Linked DNA regions of Homo sapiens: region 1 is linked to region 2. Evidence: chromatin loops called from intact Hi-C (ENCODE). Cell type or tissue: ovary. All regions are shown on one strand. Links, peaks and the distances in the headings refer to the core of each region. The heading gives the core; the rest is flanking DNA.

The links. Hi-C counts contacts between places; a loop is a spot of excess contacts. Peaks named below come from ENCODE experiments on the same cell type or tissue, not always from the same donor. Only the 100,000 strongest peaks of a DNase experiment are listed, where the experiment ranks them.
Region 1: a loop joins it to region 2, with 2.0 times the contacts of the local background. A loop is called at or near these places in 5 of 110 quality-filtered maps.

The regions. Positions count from the first base shown.
Region 1 is chr21:32,296,645-32,299,478 of GRCh38, reverse strand. MRAP (melanocortin 2 receptor accessory protein) reads right to left here and starts at 624. Exons shown (of 3, transcript NM_001379228.1): 1 at 402-624. The coding sequence starts at 507. LOC124905009 (a long non-coding RNA gene) reads left to right here and starts at 709. Exons shown (of 2, transcript XR_007067843.1): 1 at 709-1,393. In ovary, for the core only: no CTCF peak of the experiment used is centred there; a DNase peak (open chromatin) is centred at 1,168.
Region 2 is chr21:32,383,621-32,386,476 of GRCh38, reverse strand. It overlaps URB1 (URB1 ribosome biogenesis factor), which reads left to right. Exons shown (of 39, transcript NM_014825.3): 2 at 793-932; 3 at 2,013-2,164. Among named protein-coding and RNA genes, the nearest start is that of SNORA80A, 7.7 kb to the right of the region's middle. In ovary, for the core only: no CTCF peak of the experiment used is centred there; no DNase peak of the experiment used is centred there.

The DNA of each region.
Region 1 (2,834 bases), core at 1-2,500, 87 kb after region 2:
CCCATAGTCTCAGTTACTTGGGAGGCTGAGGTAGGAGGATTACTTGACCCAGGGCAGTCGAGGTTGCAGTGAGCTATGGTCACGCCACTGCACTCCAGCCTAGGCAACAGAGCTAGACCCTATCTCCAAAATAAAATAAAATAAAGTAAAAAATAAAAATTCTGCTTCCAAAGTGTCTTCGTGACTTAGCAGGTTAATTCCAAGCTTATTACAGAAGTTAGCAAATACAGTTTCTCTCCCAGCCCCATTCATTTATATCTATGAGTGAACTGGCCACATTCCTGCTTTCCCATGATGTCTACCGGAGTTAATAAGTGAATGCAGAGAAAGCCGGGAGTGCCCAGTCATTTGGGCCCCGGCCCCCAGCCTCTGTCTGACCGGCTTCCCTAGTTCAGACTTACGTTTGTGGGCTTTCAGCTTCTTCTCGTCCACGGGAATGAGGTCCAGATAGTCCAGGTAGTATTCATAGCTGTAGTATGGGGCAGAGGCGTTGGTCCCGTTGGCCATGTCTGTGGCACTGGGCAGTCAGCGTCCGGGCCGGCAGCCTCGCCTCGAGCCAGGCGCCAAGCCCCTGGGAGGAGACTGCCTCACTGATTTCTGCAGGAATCGTCCAAGTGTGTCTGTGGGTCTCTAGGCTCAAGGTCTGCCCACTTATCAGAGCTATTTGGCTGGAAGAAAGGTCAGGGGGGTGTGTCTCACAACGCCAGCATCCAGCAGAGCTTCCCATCTGCCCCTTCTTGATAAAACTCCAAAGCACACAGAGCAGAGAGGCAGGAGAACGGCTTTCCAGGGCAGCCCTAGGATCCCTCTCTGTGTGAGGACAGGGAGCTGGGCGGGAAATAGTCGCCCAGGGCCCCTTAGAAGATGCCCAATAGGGCTGGAAAGACAATCGCTTTTTGTCTTAAATACTTGAAAAGTTAAAAGAACCAAAATGTAAGCCCGACAGTGCCCTTGACTTACATTTAAGCAATTCTGGATGCTATTGAGCAACCACCAAACTGCTGGCTTAGATTCAATATCTGAGGGCAGAAATCGAGTGATGCCAGCCGTGAACTTGTAAACCTCTGTCATGTACTCATAGCCAGTTAATTAAAACCAAAAGAGAGCCCCCTGCCCCAACAGAGTGCACCTCTCCACTTATATCTAAGCCCCCCAAGAACCAACCAGCCGGCTGCATTTGTTCAGACTCAAAAGGCTGTTTATCTCTGACACAACCCCATGTGGTCCAAGCTCTTGGGAAATAGAGTCCACTCAGCTCTTGGCTGATACCACACGTGACGCAGATTCTTCTGGGTTTCTGTAGAGCTTGACTCCAAATTATACACCCTCCTCTGAGATCCTCAGACACTAACAAGAGGAACATTCTGAACATCTGGAATGAGCAGGACCACAGGTGAGAGGAACCCTAGAATTTAGCCTTTGAGAATTAGGAGGCCAAAACACACGGCTTACATGGCCTTTCCCTCCAATACGCCCAGCTTTCTTGTGTTCTTGATTCAGGTCTACAGTATCAGAGTAAACCTGGGTATTGACAGTGTAGACAGTCCACCCAGATAACTTGAGCCCCTCCGCTGGTTTTGCTGAGGCCTGCCACGCCTGAGGCATTCCTTGGGGAGCACTTTGAGGGTAGTTCAGTTGACCAGAAGGGGAGGAATGAGGCTCTTGTGTTTCCCAAGTGAGGGGCAAAATATCTACTTGAAAAGTAAAATAAAACCTCTGCTCCCGCTACACCGTACATTTCTGACGCCAGACTTGTGGGCTTTTCCATACCAAGCAATTTCCTATTCTTGGTAGACACTCGCTGGGTGTCCTACAATGTAACTCAATCCTGACACTATGTCATTTGCTAGAATGGCTCACACACAGAACTCAGGTCAAACAGTTCACTTACTAGATGACTGGTTTGTCATAAAAGAATACAACTCAGGAACAGCCACGTGGAAGAGACACATGGGGCAGGGTGTGGGAAAGGGCACGGATTTTTCCACGCCTGATCCAGGTGCACACCCTCCCAGCACCTCAATGTGTTCACCAACTTGGAAGTTCTCTGAAGCCCCTTGAGGAGGGTTTTTGTAGGGTTTTATCATGTGCTATGCCATCTAGATGATTATTATATTCCATTATGTGGGCACCATTGATGAAATCACTGGCTATCAGTGAATGAACTCAATCCCCAGCCTCTCTCCCCTTTCCAGGGTGGGAGTGAACATTGCAACCCTCTAATATATGGTTGGTTCCTCTGACAACTAGCCCCCACCTCATTGGCATAAACTCAGGTAGAGTTGAAAGTGGCTTATGCTGATTAACAGAAGATGCTTCTCTTACCCCATTACTCAGATATTGCAAGTTTTATGAGTTCTGTGCTACCAGGGACAAAGATCAAATACAGTCAAATGCTGACTAATAATGCTTCCATCAATGACCAGCTCCATATAGAACAGTGGTCACATAAGATTATAATGGAGCTGAAAAATTCCTATCACTAGTGACACCGTAGCCAACATAACATCATTGCACATTTACTTTATTTTATAAATAAATTTAGTATAGGCTAAGTGTGGTGCTTATAAAGTCTACAGTAGTGTCCAGTAATGTCCTAGGCCTTCGCATTCACTCACCACTCCCTGCCTCATGCAGGGCAACTTCCAGGCCTGGAGGCTTCATTCATGGTAAGGGCCCTATACAGATGTACTATTTTTAAAAAAATCTTTTATAGTGTATTTTTACTGTACTTTTTGTATGTTTAGATATGTTTATATCTAACACTAATAATATCATAATACTATCATAAATCCTTACCATTGTGTTATAATTGCCTACAGTATTCAGCATAG
Region 2 (2,856 bases), core at 349-2,848:
TGGCTTAAACAAGAGGAATTTATTTCCTCACAGTTCTGAAGGCCACGTCCGCGATCAAGGCATTGGCATAGTCACATCCTGGTAAGGGCACGTCCTGGCTTGCAGACAACTGCCCTCTTGCTGTGTCCTCACATGGCCTTTCCTCTATCCACATGCAGAGAGGGAGCTCTCTGATGTCTCCTTCTCCTCTAAGGACACCAGTCCTGTTAGATCAGGACCTCACCCTCATGAACTCACTTAACCTGAGTTATCTCCTAAAAGACTATATCTCCAAATACTGTCTTTTTAGGGCTTAGGGTTTCTTTCTTTCTTTTTTTTTTTTTTTCCTGAGACAGAGTCTTGCTCTGTCACCTAGGCTGGGGTGCAATGGCGCGATCTCGGCTCACTGTAACCTCTGCCTCCTGAGTTCACACAATTCTGCCTCAGCCTCCCAAGTAGCTGGGACTACAGATATGTGCCACCACACCTGGCTAATTTTTGTATTTTTAGTAGAGAGGGGGTTTCACCATGTTGGCCAGGCTGGTCTTGAACTCCTGACCTCAGGTGATCTGCCTGCCTTAGCCTCCCAAAGTGCTGGGATTACAGGCGTGAGCCACCGCGCCCGGCCGGGTTTAGGGTTTCAACATGAATTTTGGAGAGAAACAGTTAAGTTGATAGCATTCATAGTAGCTTCTGTGCAGTGTAGGTGGATCGGGGAAGGTCACAGAATAGGGAAAGCAGGTTGCAGTGGTGGCTGTGATTGTTTCTAAGAAGACTGACCTTGTTAATGTTTGAACATAACTTTTTTTTCAGGCTTGGAAGCGTTTGTGTCTGCTGCCAAGAAGCTACCACGAGAAGATGTGTATGATGTTGTGGAAGGGTATATAAAGATTTCTGTTGAGTGTGTCGAAATTTTCCAGCTCCTAAGTGGAGAGAAACGACCTGAAAGTGAAGTAAGTTGTTCCTTACATGGCTTGATGAAGAGAAGAAAAGTTAATGCTGCTGTTAAGTTTGATGAGGAAAAATGTGATAGAAATTTCCATTACCAACTTTCTATAGAAAATGATGCTTTGTCCCTGTGCTGTAGGAATGTATTCATTTTTTGCCTCCATGACCTTGAAAGCATTTTAGTGGAAAATTCTCACTTATTATTAACATTTGATGAATGACATCAGAAGGAAGGATCATAGATTCCTAATCAAAATATACTTGGTTTCGGTATGGTTTATTTAAACAAAAGGGAAACACATAAACATGTGGTGTCACAGACTCACAACACATAATGAATTGATGATTGTTTTCTGATTCCAAAGAGATTGAACATTGGGATATTGATGCGCCTGTTGAAATCTCAGGGTTATTGCTATAAGGATGTAGATCTGAATATCTCTAAAGGAATGAGACCCAGTCATTAAGAGAATTTTCTTCTCATTTGATTTTCTGTGATTGTAAACAAGCTGTTCTTTCTTTCTTTCTTTCTTTCTTTCTTTTCTTTTCTTTTCTTTTCTTTCATTTTTGAGACGGAGTCTCACTCTGTTGCCCAGGCTGGAGTGCAGTGGCGCAGTCTCGGCTCACTGCAAGCTCCGCATCCTGGGTTCATGCCATTCTCCTGCCTCAGCCTCCCAAGTAGCTGGGACTACAGGCGCCCGCCACCACGCCTGGCTAATTTTTTGTATTTTTAGTAGAGACGGGGTTTCACCGTGTTAGCTAGGATGGTTTCAATCTCCTGACCTCGTGATCTGCCCACCTCAGCCTCCCAAAGTGCTGGGATTACAGGCGTGAGCCACCACGCCTGGCCCTAACAAGCTGTTCTTTATTTTGCTGGACTATGGGAGTGGGGCTACATGCAGGGCATGGGTCCTGCAGATCAGCCTGCCAAGCTGTCGCGTTTGACTCAGGATCTGGGTGGGCGTCATCCTGCATGTTGAAGGCTTTAAGCCTACAAGTAACTATGGCTAAGACAAAAGGAGCATATATGTACAGGAGGAAAGGAAATGAGACGATTTCTAAGCGTTTCAATTCTGTCTTTGCAGACGATGTTAATATTTCAAGTTTTCGAGGCCATATTATTGCGGACAGCAAGTGATCTTTCACATTTCCATGTTGTGGGAACCAACATTGTGAAAAAGCTGATGAACAACCACATGAAGCTCATCTGTGAGTCCCTGTATGCCTCAGGTTACAGGTAGGCAGTCTGCCTTGGTGTGACAAAGGATGGGCCTTTGGGTTTGGTCTGCATTCAGCTCTCCGCAGGTGCATTTGGTCAGTACCTTTATGGCTAGAGGAGAGCTGAGCTATTTCCGAGGCCACAGTGACCGAGTCTCTGCCCCCTTCCTTTGTGGACCAGCCCTGGCTGTCCCTGACTCCTCTCTTACTTACCCCTTGTCCCTCTTGTCCTGCCTGCTACTGTCCTTGCTGCTATTATCTGTTGAGTGACTCCCTCTACTGGAATCCTATAGGTGCATGTGGCAGGGCCTTGCCTGTGTTATAAAATGCCACCTTCCCAGCACCTAGAACAGGGCCTTGCATGTAGCAGGTGCTCAGAAAACCATGGAATCTGGATAACCGCAGAACGGAAAGACAGCCAAGAGCTCGCATTCAGAGATGCCTTTGTGAAGAAGTCGTCCTCTGTATTCTGCAGTCACAGGGACTGAGGTGTGGTCTATTGATCACACAGTGGCTCACTCCAGAGAGAAATGTCCATCTTCTTCAAATCTTGTGTTTATATTGTTAATCCTACTTAGTTTTAATTTTTAGCGTTATTTTGAATCTTTATGCTTTTTTTTTTCTTTTTCCTTAAAAAAAGAGCATGTCTTTTTCCTTCTTTTTTTCTGGTTTGGGGATAGCAAATAACACAAGCAGCTTGCAGCTGGCTTT